Linked DNA regions of Mus musculus: region 1 is linked to region 2. The links are chromatin loops, found by intact Hi-C in ENCODE. Cell type or tissue: left cerebral cortex. All regions are shown on one strand. Each heading gives the region's core, and the rest is flanking DNA. Links, peaks and the distances in the headings are about the cores only.

Region 1 (8,664 bases), core at 270-8,269, 53 kb before region 2:
AGAAACATCTGGGCTGCTTCCAGTTTCTGGCTATTATAAATAAGGCTGCTATGAACATAGTGGAGCATGTGTCCTTGTTATATGTTGAAGCATCTTTTGGGTATATGCCTAGGAGGGGTATGACTGGGTCCTCAGGTAGTATTATGTCCATTTTTCTGAAGAACTGCCAGACTGATTTCCAGAATGGTTATACCAGTTTGTAATCACAACAACAATGGAAGAGTGTTCCTCTTTCTCCACATCCTTGTCAACATCTGCCGTCACCTGCATTTTTGATCTTAGCCATTCTGACTGGTATGAGTTGGAATCTCAGGGTCATTTTGATTTGCATTTCCTGATGACTAAGGATGTTGAACATTTCAAGTGTTTTTCGGCCATTTGAGATTACTCAGCTGAGAATTCTCTATTTAGCTCTGTACTCCACTTTTTAGTAGTTTATTTGGTTCTCTGGAGTCTGCCTTCTTGAGTTCTTTGTATATTTTGGATATTAGCCCTCTATTGGATGTAGGGTTGGTAAATATCTTTTCCCAATCTGTGAGTTGCCATTTTGTGCTATTGATAAGCTTTTCAATGCTACGAGGTCCCATTTGTTGATTGTTGCTCTTAAAGCATAAATCATTGGTGTTCTGTTCAGTACTCAAGGGTCCTTCCCACTTTCTCTTCTATTAGTTTCAGTGTATCTGGCTTTATGTGGAGGTCCTTGATCCACTTGGACTTGAGCTTTGTGCAAGGAGATAAGTATATATTAATTTGCATTCTTCTACTTGCAGACCAACCGTTGAACCAGCACCATTTGTTGAAAATGCTGTCTTTTTTCCACTGGATGATTGTATCTTCTTTGTCAAAGATCAAGTGACCATAGGAATATGGGTGTATTTCTGGGTCCTCAGTTCTATTCCATTAATCTACCTGCCTGTCACTGTACCAATACCATGTAGTTTTTAATCATGCTATAGTATAGGTTGAGGTCACAACAGAAACTGAGGAAATTTAAAAAATCATCAGATCCTACTACAAAAGTCTGTACTCAACAAGACTAGAAAACCTGGATGAAATGGATGATTTTCTAGACAGATACCAGGTACCAAAGTTAAATCAGGACCAGATAAACCATATAAACAGCCCCATAATGCCAAAGGAAATAGATGCAGTCATTAAGTCTCTCAACCAACAAGACCCCAGGGCCAGATGGTTTTAGTGCAGAATTATATCAGACCTTCAAAGAATATCTAATACCAATACACTTCAAACTATTCCACAAAATGGAAACAGAAGGAAGACTACCCAATTCTTTCTATGAAGCCACAGTTACACTGACACCTAAACCACAAAAAGGCCCAACAAAGAAAGAGAACTACAGACCAATTTCCTTTATGAATACCAATGCAAAAATACTCAATAAAATTCTTGCAAGCCAAATCCAAGAACACATCAAAATGATCATCCACCATGATCAGGTAGGCTTCATCCCAGGGATGCAGGGATGGTTCAATGTATGGAAACCAATCAATGTAATACAATATATAAACAAACTCAAAGAAAAAACCTACATGATTATCTTATTAGATGCAGAAAAAGCCTTTGACAAAACACAACACCCATTCATGTTAAAAGTATTGGAGAGATCAGGAATTCAAGGTGCATACCTAAATATAATAAAGGCAATATACAGCAAACCAGTAGCCAACATCAAACTAAATGGAGAGAAACTTGAAACAATCCCATTAAAATCAGGAACTATACAAGGCTGCCCACTCTCTTCCTACCTATTCAATATAGTACTCAAAGTTCTAGCCAGAGCAATTAGACAGCAAAAAGAGATCAAAGGGATATAAATTGGGAAGGAGGAAGTCAAATTATCACTATTTACTGATGATATGATAGTATACATAAGTGACCCCCAAAATTCTACCAGAGAGCTCCTACAGTTGATAAACAACTTCAGCAAAGTGGCTGGTTATAAAATTAACTCTAACAAATCAGTAGCTTTCCTCTACTCAAAGGATAAAAGGTATGAGAAAGAAATTAGGGAACCAACACCCTTCACAATAGTCACAAACAATATAAAATATCTTGATGTGACTCTAACCAAGCAAGTGAAGGATCTGTATGACAAGAACTTCAAGTCTCTGAAGAAAGAAATTGGAGAAAATTCTTAGAAGACTTCAGAAGGTGGAAAGATCTCCCATGGTCGTGGGATGGAAGGATTAATATAGTAAAAATGGCCATCTTGCTAAAAGCAATCTACAGATTCAGTGCAATCCCCACCAAAATTCCAACTCAATTCTTCATAGACTTAGAAAGAGCAATTCTCAAATTCATTTGGAATAACAATAAAACCTATGATAATAAAAACTATTCTCAACAATAAAAGAATTTCTAGGGGAATCAGCACCTCTGACCTCAACAAATACCAACTTCTTTGTTTTGTTTTTAAGTTTAGTAGGGGCTTCTTTAAAAAGTCACCTTTCCAAGAATTTCATAAATCCATTGTTTTTAATAGCTGAGTAGTACTCCATTGGGTAAATGTACCACATTTTCTGTATTCATTCTTCTGTTGAGGGACATCTGGGTTCTTTCCAGCTTCTGGCTATTATAAATAAGGCTGCTATGAACATAGGAGAGCATGTGTTCTTATTACCAGTTGGAACTTCTTCTGGGTGTATGCCCAGGAAAGGTATTGCTGGATCTTCCAGTAGTATTATATCCAATTTTCTGAGGAACCTCCAGACTGACTTCCAGAGTGGTAAGCCATCACTGGGAAGAGAGGCCCCTTGGTATTGCAAACTTTATATGCCCCAGTACAGGGGGATGCCAGGGCCAAGAAGCTGTAGTGGGTGGGTAGGGGCGCAGGGTGGAGGGAGGGTATAGGGAACTTTTGGGATAGCATTTGAAATGTATATAAAGAAAATATCTAATAAAAAATAAATTTAAAAAATGAGGAAAAAAGTCACCTTTCATACTATCTCTATTCAGGTTCTTGCTTCTTGACTAAGAAATCTCCTTCCCAGCCATTAGTCTTGTGTTGTTCTGAGAAAAAATCTCTCTCTCTCTCTCTCTCTCTCTCTCTCTCTCTCTCTCTCTCTCACAGACCTCTTGTCCAGCTGGCCTAACTATTTCTTGCTTTTTCCGTAGGCATTTTGTGCTCTGTAAGCTTGGGTTTTAATAGGAATTAAGTTAGGCTCCATTTTGTTGATCTTGGGGTCCAGTTCTCCCTCCCAGTCCCATGCTCCCAGAAATAAAACTCAGACAAAATATATTTACAAATTCTTTGGCCATATAGCTAAGCTCTTCTCTGACTAGAATCATTATTTTAGCCTACATTCATGCACATCTTCCTGGCAAATCTTTCAAACCTAGCTCTATCCCAGAATCTTTTTGCCTCCCAAATGACCCAACTTCTATTTCCTGCCTAAGCAATAGGCCATAGGTTTTTTAATTGACAGGTGATGCATCCATACAATACACAAAATATTCTCTCTATGCCAAAGTGGTGCACAGCCATCTGCTGGCTGTGTTTATCCTTCAGGAGGTAGGGGCTTAGGGTTGGCAGAAGACCAAGACCAAATATAGAGACTAGAAATATGAAGGTAAGAAGGCTATTCAATGGGAAATTTTCCTGAGGGAGAATGATCAGGGGTTGAGAACCAATAGAGACTGCCATATCTGGGGATCCATCCCATAATCAGCTTCCAAACGCTGACACCATTGCATACACTAGCAAGATTTTGCTGAAAGGACCCAGATATAGCTGTCTCTTGTGAGACTATGCTGGGGCCTAGCAAACACAGAAGTGGATGCTCACAGTCAGCTATTGGATGGATCACAGGGCCCCCAATGGAGGAGCTAGAGAAAGTACCCAAGGAGCTAAAGGGATCTGCAACCCTATAGGTGGAACAACAATATGAACTACCCAGTACCCCCCAGAGCTTGTGTCTCTAGCTGCATATTTATCAGAAGTTGGCCTAGTCAGCCATCAGTGGAAAGAGAGGCCCATTGTTCGTGCAAACTTTATCTGCCTCAGTACAGGGCAACGCCAGGGCCTTGGAGGTGGGAGTGGGTGGGGGAGCGGGTGGGGACTTTTGGGATAGCATTGGAAATGTAAATGAAATAAATACCTAATAAAACAAAACAAAACAAAAACAAAAAACAAAACAAACAAACAAACAAAAAAAGAGAATCAGTAATCAGGCATACTAAGAATGGTGTGACAGACCTGTGATTCCAGAACTTGGGAGTATAAGGCAGGAGAACACTGAGTTTGAAGACTAGCTTTCAACTAATCTTACTTCAAAAATAAGTAGATATGTGAGGGATGGGTGAATTTAAAAATGCACTGGAAAGGTTGCTATGCCCTCAAATTTCTTTGAGTAATGGAAGGATAGCAGTTTAAATTCTTCAACTTGAACAAACATCTAAGACACATCAGCCCAACGTCTGATGCCATTGACTTTCCTGGAAGACACAGATCTATTTCAATAAGAAAATGGTACAGGCCATTGGAAGGAGGCTCTGTGCCCCGTAGTCATCAGTGGGACCCTGGGACTGATGGCCTCTGGTTTAAACATTTGATTCTGGTCTTTCCTTCTCATCTTCCTTCATCTACCCATTCATTTTTAATCTAGATTTTCTTGTCTGGATTTTAGTTAGAAAAGATGTAAGTATATTTCTGGTAAGGTGTTCTACCATATTTAGGGCACAAATACGTACCTTTATCAGATCTTGTAACCAAAGAATTCTAATGCCTTATGCCATGACGTCTTTCTTGATCTGTAAAATGTAAGCATTTGCTGAGGTTGTTGAGAAGGTACTATTTCTAACCTTCCCTGCTTATGCAGTTCCAAATTGAACTGATGCCCATTTTCGAGATGCGAAACAGAAGGATCAAGTGACAGTGTGTACTCAGCAGCACAGGCGCTGGCATTGATGTGCTACATATGTGTAACATCCCCATGTAACTTCACCAAGGCTTCTGCAGCAATAGGGCATTTTGCCTGCATAAGCAGCGTATGCTTCTCCTCAGAATATATGCCAAGCACACTTCAGAACTTTCGTTATTTTGCAGCCAAACTACAACACAGCTGGTCTCCTAAATGACTTAAAGCCTCCCTCTCTACGAGCTGCATTAAGGAGGAAGAGACTGTTGTGGTGCCTCTGTGAGAACAGAGATGCAACCTGTAATTATGAATTTATCAGACAATAGGTGACTTTCCACTGTAGTCCTTAATGTGTTAACATAATCACACTTTCTCCCATGGAGAACCAAACCATGGTTTTAAAAACTGGAACTGCATGGAGGAAATAGATGTACTGTTCACCTATAGATGCTGAACAAGAAAAGGGAGTTGGTTCCCTTCTTATCTACAGCAAAACATGGGGGCGGGGCATGAAGGGAGAGAGAGACAGAGATAGAAAGGCAGAGACACACAGATACTAAGAGGTAGAGACATACAGAGAAAGGTGACATAATGAGTCAGATGTTTAGCCAGTGACATTTGAGGGTATCAATGTAGGACCACCACAAGTCCCCAACCCCCAGAATTTTAATGCACTTGTGATGGGGGCTTGGCTAACATTTTATCAATTCTGAAGGGCAGGATAACTTCTATGGATTTTGTGCTGACTTTTTATTTTATTTTATTTAAAATGGAGGTAGCTATATGTCTCACCTGTCATTTTCACATCTTGATTATATAGACTTTATCATTCCCATTTTTAGATGTAAATGTTAATCAGAAAGAAGTCAGTTTGAGGAAATCAAGTCAAGGACCGATGGAGCATTGGACTAAGAACTCTTAAGCTTGTAACATGTTTCTACTTCTCAGGAAAAAAAAAACAAACAAATTAAATTTTAAAATTAAGTGCAGGTATTGAATGAACACTTGACTTACTTTCCTGATCCTTGGCCTGTTTTGTAAGTATAAGATGATGTTTGTATCTGATAAGGCCACATGATGCTGTTTGGATCTGATAAGGCCACATGATGAACTACACTCATATAGAAGGAATAAAAGGAGCAAACAATTAAGTTTCCTCACTCAGGATGATATCCTGCAGATCCATCCATGTGTCTAAGAATTTCATAAATTCATTGTTTTTAATAGCTGCATAGTACTTCGTTGTATAAATGTACCACATTTTCTGTATCCATTCTTCTGTTGAGGGACATCTGGGTTCTTTCCAGCTTCTGGCTATTATAAATAAGGATGCTATGAACATAGTGGAGCATGTGTCCTTATTACCAGTTGGAGCATCAGGTAGTACTATGTCTAATTTTCTGAGGAACCAGCAAACTGATTTCCAGAGTGGTTGTACTGCCTTGTAATCCCACCAGCAATGGAGGAGTGTTCCTCTTTCTCCATGCATGATATGCACTCAATGATAAGTAAATATTAGCCCAGAAGCTTGGAATACCCAAGATAAAATTCACAGACCACATGAAGCTCAAGAAGAAGGAAGACCAAAGTGTGGATACTTTGATCCTTCTTAGAAGGGGGAGCAAAATACCCATGGAAGGAGTTACAGAGACAAAGAGCAAAGCAGAGACTGAAAGAATGACCATCCTGAGACTGCCCCACCTGGGATCCATCCCATATACAAACACCAAACCCAGACACTATTGTGGATGCCAATAAGAGCTTGCTGACAGGACTCTGATATAACTGTCTCCTGAGAGGCTATGCCAGTGCCTGACAAATACAGAAGTGGGTGCTCACATCCATCCTTTGGACAGAGCACAGGGTCTCCAATGAAGGAGCTATAGAAAGGATCCAAGGAGCTGAAGGGGTTTGCAACCCTATAGGAAGAACAACAATATGAACTTACCAGACCCTGCCCCACCCCCACCCCCAGTGCTCTCAGGGACTATACCACCAACCAAAGAAAACACATGAGTTCCAAGGACTCATGACTCCAGCTGCATATGTAGCAGAGGATGGATGGCCTTGTCAGACATCAATAGGAGGAGAAGCCCTCGGTCCTGTGAAGGCCCTATAATCCAGTATAGGGGAATGCAGGGCCAGGAAGCAGGAGTGGGTGGGTTGGTGAGCAGGTGGAGGAGGAGGAAGGGGATAGGGTTTTTTTTTTTTTTTTTTGGAGGGGAAACCAGGAAAAAGGATAGCATTTGAAATGTAAAGAAAGAAAACATCTAATAAAAAATAGATTAAAAAAAGAGCAAACAAAACCAATCTGACCCAGTAACTAAGATAAAGCCCCACCAGGCCCATTGTCTATACAGATTAAGGCTAAGCAGGCATTTTCCAGGCATTTTCTAGCACTTGCCCTGTGACAGGACATATACTTAAGGCAGAGTAAGGAGCAGATACAATATATGACCCCTGTCCTCATCAAGTTAGAGGTAGAAGCAAGGAGAATGGATGTTTTCAGCTTTGTTAAAAGTTGGGATTGCTATAGTACACCATGCCACGGGAACACAAAAGATATGCTCCTAGATTTTGTTTGAGGTCTTGCTGCTTCTAGGGTGATTGCTTTGGGAAAAAACAAACAAACAAACAAACAAACAAACATAATTGAGACCTGTATTAGTCAGGGTTCTCTAGAGTCACAGAACTTACGGATAGTCTCTAGATAGTAAAGGAATTTATTGATGACTTACAGTCGGCAGCCCAATTCCCAACAATTGTTCAGTCGCAGCTGTGAATGGAAGTCCAAGGATCTAGCAGTTACTCAGTCTCACGCAGCAAGCAGGCGAAGGAGCAAGAGCTCGAGCTAGACTCCCTTCTTCCAATGTCCTTATATTGTCTCCAGCAGAAGGTGTAGCCCAGATTAAAGGTGTGTTCCACCACACCTTTAATCCCAGATGAAAGGCGTAGCCCAGATTAAAGGTGTGTTCCTTAAACTCGGAGATTCAATCTTCTGGAATCCATAGCCACTATGGATCAAGATCTTCAAACCAAGATCCAGATAAGGATCTCCAAGCCTCCAGATAAGGGTCACTGGTGAGCCTTCCAATTCCGGATTGTAGTTCATTCCAAATATTGTCAAGTTGACAACCAGGAATAGCCACTACAATCCATCCCTTGTCAACTTGACACAAATAATATCTCATGTTCACATGAAACAATAACAAGGTTGTAAATACGCCTAACATGATATAACTATCCCTCGTACAATCGCAAATGCATTAGTAAATTTACAATGGGCATTCATATTACTTTATAATCCTCGTTTCTGCAACTGGTTACGTGGCCTTAATTGGTATTTATAACTACCTTCCTCTACTACCCATTCTGTATTTCCTTCACCTTCAGCCAGCACCTCAGCAGGTCTTGGCTCTTTTCCTGGAGGATTGACCCATACCTTCATTCCTGATGGGTCTGCGTCCTTTGTCATCCTGCTTGGATTAGGCTGTTGTAGTTTCCCATTGACTTTAATCACAGGACATGGTAGTACTAAGAGATGCCCTAAGGGATCTCCTACACTCCAGACATAATCTTGCTTACCACCATTGTGAAGAGGTAATCCAATTTCCCCATGGTAATCTGGATCTATCACCCCTCCTAACACTGTTATTCCTTTTTTAGCCTGTTGGTTTAAGGGCATTAAAAGCCCAAAATGACCAGGGGGAAGTCTGAGCTTCCAGTTCAATGGAATGTTTGTTGTAGCTCCTGGTAGGAGCACTCCCCTCTCTGGAGCCAAAACTTC
Region 2 (8,664 bases), core at 465-8,464:
TTTGTAGTTTTAGACAAAGACCATTAGCAATCACCCATTTGTCAACTGGAATTTAAGAAGATTTAAAATGTCAAGCACCATATTAGAGAAAAATTTATTTTTAAAGCCTTAAAAATTATTAATTTGTACTCAAATGTCTTTTATGCCTTCTGTGTCCATTTATATTACATTATATTCTGGCCCAGATATAGGTAACTCATAGGCTGTGTCTAGTTTGAAGAGAGGTTAATGTTAGCTGTATGGGAGCTTGTATAGGTCATGGACCGCATAATAACCTTTTTTGCCAGACAAATGAAAATTTCTCTTGACTTCACAGTAAGTCCACAGAATTTGTCACATAGCCTGTTTTATAGTTTTTCACATTTATGGCAGTGCTGAGGATTAAGTATTTATTTTGTTTTGTTTCTACAGTACAGGGAAGTTGAACTGAGGGCTTCATGTATGCTAGATAAGAGCTCTACCACAGGTGTATACCTCAGTAAATATACAATAGTAAATAGGGGTTCATCAATGAAGCATGTGTCTCTTTCTTTTACGTTATAATAAAACATAAAATGTGTTATGTTATAATAGCTCTTTGGGAGACAGATTGCCCTAAACTAGGAAGGTAGTCACACATCACTGAATAGCAGAGACATAGGCTGAGAAATGCACCATATATGACTTCATTGCTGGTCCCATACGATTATGCTAAAGCTGAAAAGTCTTACTTCTTGACGACCATAACCATCATTATATGGGAAATTGACACTCAATCCACCATCAAACCCACCCTAGTGCCAGTCACATCAAAGTGTACACAGACAATTATGCACAGTTCATAATAAATGTTACTGGTTTATATATTTATTACTTTTTTTACTATTTTAGAGTAGACTCGTGCATGTTGCAGGGAGGGACTTCTATTTGTATATACATATGTGTGTGCTTGTATTTCTCCTGAACTAAGAAGGGATTGTGGAAGAAGTTATTGGGAGCTGATTAGTCTAACTACATGTACACCTAAACTAATGCTTGTGTTGTCTCTCAGTTTTTAACAAAATATTTTAAGGTAATCTAAAATACATGATTTAAAATAAAGAAGATATAAGCTGTGTGCGTAGCTCAGTGCTGAGCAGCTCTAGAATGTGTGAGGCCCTGGGTTTGATCCCTGAACTACATTAAATTAAAAAAAAAAAAAAGAAAAGAAAAGAAAAGAAAAGAAAAGAAAAGAAAAGAAAAGGAAAAGGAAAAAGCTTACAGGATAATGATTTAAAGAATGCATTTTTATACAGACTACGGTTTGTTTGCATTTTAAGCCAACTGTTTATTGCTCCTTTCAATCTAAATTTGCTGCAGGACACTACCATCTACATTTGCTTAAGTATATTCTATGATGTTTGCGCAATAATGAGATCATCTGCTAGTGGGATTCTAAGAATGTATCTTTGTCATTAAGTGACATGTGACTGTGTTTCTATTCTGGAACAATCTTACCATAAATGTCTATTATGTGACATGGGAGGAAAAAAACAAAAAAACAAAAACCATCTGGCTCACTGATTGTCTGGGTGAGGAAGTCCTATATGTCAATTACTTACCCATAAAGAAACAGAAATGTGATTCCATCACCTGCACTGGCGAAGAAAGATAACTATGAAATAGGATTCACAGCGATTCTGTACATTTGATGCAAAAGACACCAAATGGTGTAGTATAAATAGTGGCAGTTCAACATCCTAAGGATGTAGAACTGTATGCAAATGATGACTATGCCCTCATTATACCACACATCCTGTTGTGCTTGGAAATCAAGAAGGCAACACTGCATCCTATTTACCACGTTTAGGCTTTGGTTCATGACTTTTCTGACAAAAGAAAATATAACCTTTATAAAAAAATAATCTTTATGAGAGAAATATTAGCTCTGGCAGGGTAAATACTTGGTTAACTTACAAATAATCTAGACACTCTCTCTCTCTCTCTCTCTCTCTCTCTCTCTCTCTCTCCATTTGCGTGTGTGTATGTATATGTTTGTTTATGTGCACACACACACTCACTCATACAGAGATTAAATTAGCAGTTTCATTGAGAGGGTGTCTGAGTCAGACATTCCTGTAATGGTTAGTGTTAACTGTTAACCTGATAGAATCTAGTCTCACCTAGGAGATGAGCCTTTGAACATGCCTATGACCATTATCTTGATTACATGGATAGGGACAGACCACAATATGGCTAGGCCATCCCCTGGGTTAGGACTGTGGGCCCATGCCAGGGTGTGCCCCTGAGAAATGACGCTATGCAACAGACCTGGTGTGAAAGGGGTTTACTTGGGGGAGGGGTGAGAAGTGAGGGCCTGGGGAAGGGATAGAGGCAGACAAGTGGACATGTAAACAGACAGACAAACAGACAGACAGACAGACAGGAGCAGAGCCATGAGGGTGGAGAGAGGAAGCAGAGAACACTCCACTCTGGAATTGGAGAGAGGGACCTGGGCAGCAGCACACATTCACTGTCCTCTTCTGACTGTGACCAGCTGCCTTGAGCACCCTGCCACTTCAACTTCTCCTGTGAAAAGCCTGAATGAACTCTCCCTGCAGTTGCTTTCGTCAGTGTTTCATCCTCACAGCCTCAGGGAAAGAAACTAAGATAGCACTCCTATTCCTTGTGTCTTTTCATGGAAGTCATGGAGAGGTGAACAACTTGTTTCAGACTTGGAGTTGGCGAGTTCTCCTCAGCTGAGACTTGGGAAATGGGTTTGTGTCTTTAAAGAGTCAACAACTCAAAACACCAAGAAACATAGTGAGTATTCTGTTTGAGGCAGGGGGATATTCTCTGGCTTCATGCTGTGGGGTTTCTGAAGATGAAGGGTTCACTCGACCATGTAAATATTAGTGTACTGACCAAACCTGGGCCTTCTGCTGAGCTGGAAGCCCAAAAGAGGAGATGCTGCATCCCTGTAGAATACTCTCAAACCAAAGAAATAAGCCTGGAAGGCCTGTCATACCTCTTCTCTATGAGATATGAAACTTAGGCTAGCTTACAGGTAACATTACAGGTAATGCCACCTTTCTCTTTTCAATTATGCCTCCCTGCAGTGGTCCAGGTTAACAAAAACTGTAAATTAACCTTTAACTTTGTTATGGCATACTCTAAGTTTAAATAGGAGACCCAGCTAAGACAAACCATGTTCTTTTCACTTGTATTAGGTAGGTTTATCCTACACAAAAAGAGTCAGGCGTTCAGGGAACCCACAGCCAGGAAACAAACTGAGAGCCAAACAGTGTACAAGTGCAAGGTGGTAAGGCTATGCCTGGGTGCTGTTGCTGATAAACTTGTCTTCTGAGAGTACTTGTGTTTCAGGCTCCATTACTAGCCTGTGATAGTACTGGGAGGAGAGGTGGCCTGGGGAGCAGAAGTTGGGTTACTATGAACAGGTACTGGAAGGGGATGTTAGGATTCATTCTCTCTCTTCCTCTCCCATTTCCTCTCCTCCTCCCTGTTCTGTTTCCTCTCCACTTCCTGCTCCCTCTCTCAGTTTCTCTCCCTCTCCTTCTCCCTCTCCCTTCCCTCACTGTTTCATCCCCTGTTTCTGCTTGCTGGCCCAATAAGCTGGGCATCATCTTCTACCGTGCATCCCTGCCAAGGAATGTCTCCCCACAGGTTCAAAACATAATAAGCTCTACTAAGCTTGTACTTAAAACTTGGAAACTATTGTCCCAAATATTTTTCCTCTGGAAATTAAAATTTCTCATATGTTTTGGTATAGTAGTGAAAAATTGACTAGCATCTATAGAGTGTATACTGTAGGTATCAAAGCACAATGGTAGATCTGCCAAGGTTGGATTATATATGAAAAGTATGTGAAAATGAGGAAAGTCATAGAGATATGTCTGCCAGACCAACAGAGCTGCATGTGCAAAGGCTCACAAATGAGGCTATGACTAAGTAGCTCCATGGGGCTGAAGATGAGCATTTTGGTGGGGAAGACAGAGGACCTGAGCATATGCAGAATGATGCAGGGACTAGATGACAAAGAGCCTGGATTTCAGCCATAAAATCTGAATGTTATTGGGGAATCAAGCAAGAATTTTGAGCTGTGGAGCATCTCAGATTCTGGCTTCATTGGGTTGGAAACACTGAGAGTTAGAAGAGAAGAAGGCTAGACTCAGAATGAAAGCTGGTGCTGTCATTCTTTTTTCTTTTTTTTTTTTCAATTTTTTTATTAGATATTTTCTTCATTTACATTTCAAATACTATCCCAAAAGTCCCCTATACCCTCCCCTGCCCTGCTCCCCTACCCACCCACTCCCACTTCTTGGCCCTGGCGTTCCCTTGTACTGGGGCATATAAAGTTTGCAAGACCAAGGGGCCTCTCTTCCCACTGATGGCTGACTAGGCCATCTTCTGCTACATATACAGCTAGAGACACAGTTCTGTGGGGTACTAATTAGTTCATATTGCTGTTCTACCTATAGGGTTGCAGACCCCTTCAGCTCCTTGGGTGCTTTCTCTAGCTCCTCCATTGGGGGCCCTGTGTTCCATCCTATAGATGACTGTGAGAATCCGCTTCTGTGTTTGCTAGGCACTGGCATAGCCTCACAAGAGACAGCTATATCAGGGTGCTTTCAGCAAAATCTTGCTGGCATTAGTGCTGTCATTCTAAGGGCCCAAACTAAGATGCCCACAGTGGGAATGAAGCAGCGAAAAGCCAAGAGAATTCTATTGTATATGTAAGAGAGAGTAGCTGTGGGTGGCTTCCATATTTATCCGTGGCTGTGTGAGTGAATGGTTACACTTGTCACAGTGGAGAAAGTACAGATGAAACAGCTCTAAAGGTAAAAATACTGGCGAGTTTTCAGATGAATTGACTTTCAATTGGATGTCCAGATGGAGATGAACAGCATTTAACACCAGGGGTGAGAGCTGATAAAAGCTTTAGGAGTCATGAGGAAGAAAGTCCCAATTGAGATCAGTGACTTGAACGGGTTTAGCAGGTCAATAATATAGAACAGGCTGAGGACAGGGCTAGAAACACCTCGATGGGGAAGGTGTGAGGGGCTGGCTGACAAGGTGTGAGAGGCTGGCTGACAGAGAAGCCAACCAGCAATTAGTGCATCACCTCAGAAGCCAAAAATGTTTGTTTCAGAAGAGAGACACAGGATCCGCACCACACACAAAAGTCAAGTCAAGTCAAGATCAGTGTCTCAAGATAGGACGGCTTGCAGCTCACAAGCCACAGGGAACCTGTGATGAAGGCCATTGGCTGCAGGAGCAGATGGCAGGACATGCGATTGAACAAATGGATGTGACTGCCATGTTGTCAAGGGACGGGGCCTGGGGATGCTGGTTCCTAGGTGTTGGTTTTAGAAAAAATAGGCAAAAATGTGACCCTTGTTAAGGAGGACCAGAAGGCTTCATCACTTCTTTGCATTGATGCCCTGCTTAAATGCACTAGAGGGACGTTTACACAGTCTGTGTATTCATGGACCTCAGGTTCTTTACTGCATGGGTAACAAGAGTCCGTAACTGGTTAGACCAGCCAAATATAGCATTTTAAATGACTGCTCCTATGGTTCTGTCTTCTCACAGGGCACTCACCACAAGACATTTTCAATATACCAGGAAAGATAGCTATCTCCGTGGTTACTGTGTAAATAAATATAACTGAATCGTGATAATTTATGGTGGTGCTTAGCCCTCACTTTTAGTCGGTCCTTTCTCATATCTCATTTCAATCTCTTCTGCTACATTTTTTAGGATTGTTCTGTCTTACTCTGACCTCGGTGGATAACAGACTGTTGGCAGCTTCCATATATCAATCCTTGCCATACTGGCAGATGAATAATAAATTTCCTTTCTGCTTGGAATTTGGAATTCCTCAGTATAAATAACTATCAAAAAATGCCTAAATAATTGATCTTGCAGACTGCCAAGAGGATTAACTAGTTAACAGACACAGACTGTAGGCTGAGCAGGCAAGCCAGCAAGCAAATTTAGAGAAATCATTTTTATATAAGTGGGGTGGGGGTGAGTGTACACTTGTGTGCACATATGAGTAGAAATCTGAGGAACATCTCAGATGTCATTACCAGGGATGCCACCCATATCCTCTGAGGCAGAGTCTTTCATTAGACTGAAGCTCCCGGTTAGGCTAGGCTAGCCACTCAGAAAGCAACAAGGATCTCCCTCTTCTCCCTTCCCAGTACTGGGATTGCAGGCACATGCCATTATGCTCAGCACTTTTATGTGGGTTCTGAGGACCAAACTCATTCTCGTGCTTTTGAGGTAAGCACTTTACCAACTGAACTAATTTCCCTATTCCCAACAGAAAGCTAGCAATCAGAAAATGAACTGTGCACCACACCATTAGGTTATATTTTACATATTATCTTTGTGGCTTTGCACATGAATTTCCCCTCTCATAGTTCTGTTTCAACTTCTGTCTTGAGCTACTGAGAGGTTTGAGTTTGATGACTACACCAACCTGCAAACTCCACGTTAGACTCCCTGTGATTTTGATTGAACATTTTCCCTTCTCTTGTCTTGAAATAGAAATATATTGGCACAAAACGTATGAGGAGATATGACATCATGAGAACCTTCTGGGGTTTCGCAGGTAGAGATGAGCATTTTTAGACTTTGCTATAAAGGGCTCTGGCTTTGTATTAGCTTCAGTCATAAACTATCAGAGCAACAACTAGTAGCAGCTATATGATAAATATTTTTCCACCACTGACCTGCTCTATAGGAAAGGAATGGATGCTGAAGTTTACCTCAAAACTGGCCCAGGAATTTATCATCTAAAACTATATAGAGACTGGCTCCCAATCTCCTGGATCATGTATGTTGCATAATGAATGAAGAGCATTGTATGTATATGTGTGTGTGTGTGTGTGTGTGTGTGTGTGTGTGTGTGTTGAGTATATAAATAACCACCTGCAAATGAACTATGTGTTCAGAAGCTTGCCAGAAACACATTTACTTACATATGTTAATTAATAATGTGGAATAGAATCCATGCACTTTAGAAGAAAGGCCAAAGTTTCTTTCTCTGTTGCCATATAGGAAAAACTGCCAAAGGAAAAGTTAGGTGGATAGATATTAACTTGGCAACCTGTTGAGGTCTTGTAGCTCCTGCTACTGGGAAGAAAATGTGTTGCTGTCAGAAATAGACTTTAATCTGTTTCAGCTAAATGCTTTGAGACTTAAGTGTCCCTAGCTATATAGCTCTTTATTTACTTTAGGGATAGAATGTTAATCATTGATGAGAGTTCCACTTACTCTTATTTGAAGTTACCAGAAAGTCATCCACAGTCGTCATGAAGCAAACTGAGAATAGATTGGAGAAAGAATTGGTAAGTTACATGTCAAGATATATAGCAGTTACATGTCATAGTCATATCCCAGTACATTAGAACACTTAATAATGATTTGCTGATATGTTGGTTGGTGTGAGGACTCATTTCATGTTCAAGGTCACAGGATTCAGGAATACTCAGGGAAGAGGTAAAACCTTTCTGGAAGTGTCTCTTAGGGTATTTCTAGAAGGTGTCTGCATTGAGTGAGGAGATAGAGTTAGGAGGATGCATGTTCTAGCAGGGTGGCTGGATATCCTTCAGTGGGTATAGGGCTTAGAAAGCAAAACAAGACAAAAGCATAGGGATTGCAAATCCCACCCTCCCTCCTTGAGCTGTCATCTGTCTTCTACTTTTGGGCTTCAGAACTCCTGTCTCTCTCAACTTCAGACTCCTGGATTTACAGCAGCAGCTTTCGCTTCCTGTCACTTGTGACTGTCATATCACAAGAATTTTTGGCCTCCGTAAATGCTAGCTTTGTGATAAATCTGTGTGTGTGTGCAACTCCTATTGGTTTAATGTCTCCAAGAACCCTAACACAGCAAGGTTTCTGTTTTAAACTCCTACCCTATAGCAAATTTATGATTCCCTGATTTTGGCATCTTCAGCGAGGTATGAGTTTTGCTTCTGATGATTCACTTCAATATGTCAGATCATCTTCCTACCTTGTCCCTGTCTCTAGGGAAGAATTCTCATGAGGCCTCAAGAAAGAACAATAAAGGAATCAGTCTTTGTTTTAAAGGAATATTCTTAAAAGATTTTTTTGTCTAGGGTCAAGAGTGGCCTGTGAAGCCCCCTTCAAGGGAAAGAGGCCCAGTGACTGATCTTTCATTCACTGCTTGCCTTTCACATCCAGAATTCGCTCTCATCCTTTCCTGCGACTCCATACCTCTTTCACAATACCTGCTGTCCCAGCTGACACTTATACCTTGATACTTTTCACTGTGTGCCAGTTACTGGCAGAGCTGTTAACGATCACCTCAGCATCCTTCCCCAGACTCTCATCCATTTAGAGTGGACTTGGGCCCAGGCATCCTTGTATTTCTTCTAGTGGTCCAAGTGACTCTTGTGTTCATGTAGAGTTCAGCTCAGTTCTTTTATAGAGGGCTCAGATTAGTTCTTTATCCTGGAGACTCATCAAATGTGAAAATATCATGAAAAAACAGGGTAAAAATGAGTTGTACCTCTGTCCCTTCCTTACCAAAGGAAACCAAAGTAAACCAAGGGTCTCCTAGAGATGTAGCACTCTCTTTTCATCATTGTGGAAGGGAGTGAAGTTTCCTGAAGTAACTTAAATACAAATATCTTCATGATTCTTTTTTTCCCA

The links. A loop is a pair of places that touch in the nucleus more often than their neighbours do. Peaks named below come from ENCODE experiments on the same cell type or tissue, not always from the same donor. Only the 100,000 strongest peaks of a DNase experiment are listed, where the experiment ranks them.
Region 1: a loop joins it to region 2, with 2.1 times the contacts of the local background. A loop is called at or near these places in 2 of 42 quality-filtered maps.

Annotation. Positions count from the first base shown.
Region 1 is chr2:113,101,132-113,109,795 of GRCm38, reverse strand. The region is part of intron 1 of Ryr3 (ryanodine receptor 3); the gene reads left to right. Among named protein-coding and RNA genes, the nearest start is that of Ryr3, 110 kb to the left of the region's middle. In left cerebral cortex, for the core only: no CTCF peak of the experiment used is centred there; a DNase peak (open chromatin) is centred at 4,982.
Region 2 is chr2:113,048,536-113,057,199 of GRCm38, reverse strand. The region is part of intron 1 of Ryr3 (ryanodine receptor 3); the gene reads left to right. Among named protein-coding and RNA genes, the nearest start is that of Ryr3, 160 kb to the left of the region's middle. In left cerebral cortex, for the core only: no CTCF peak of the experiment used is centred there; no DNase peak of the experiment used is centred there.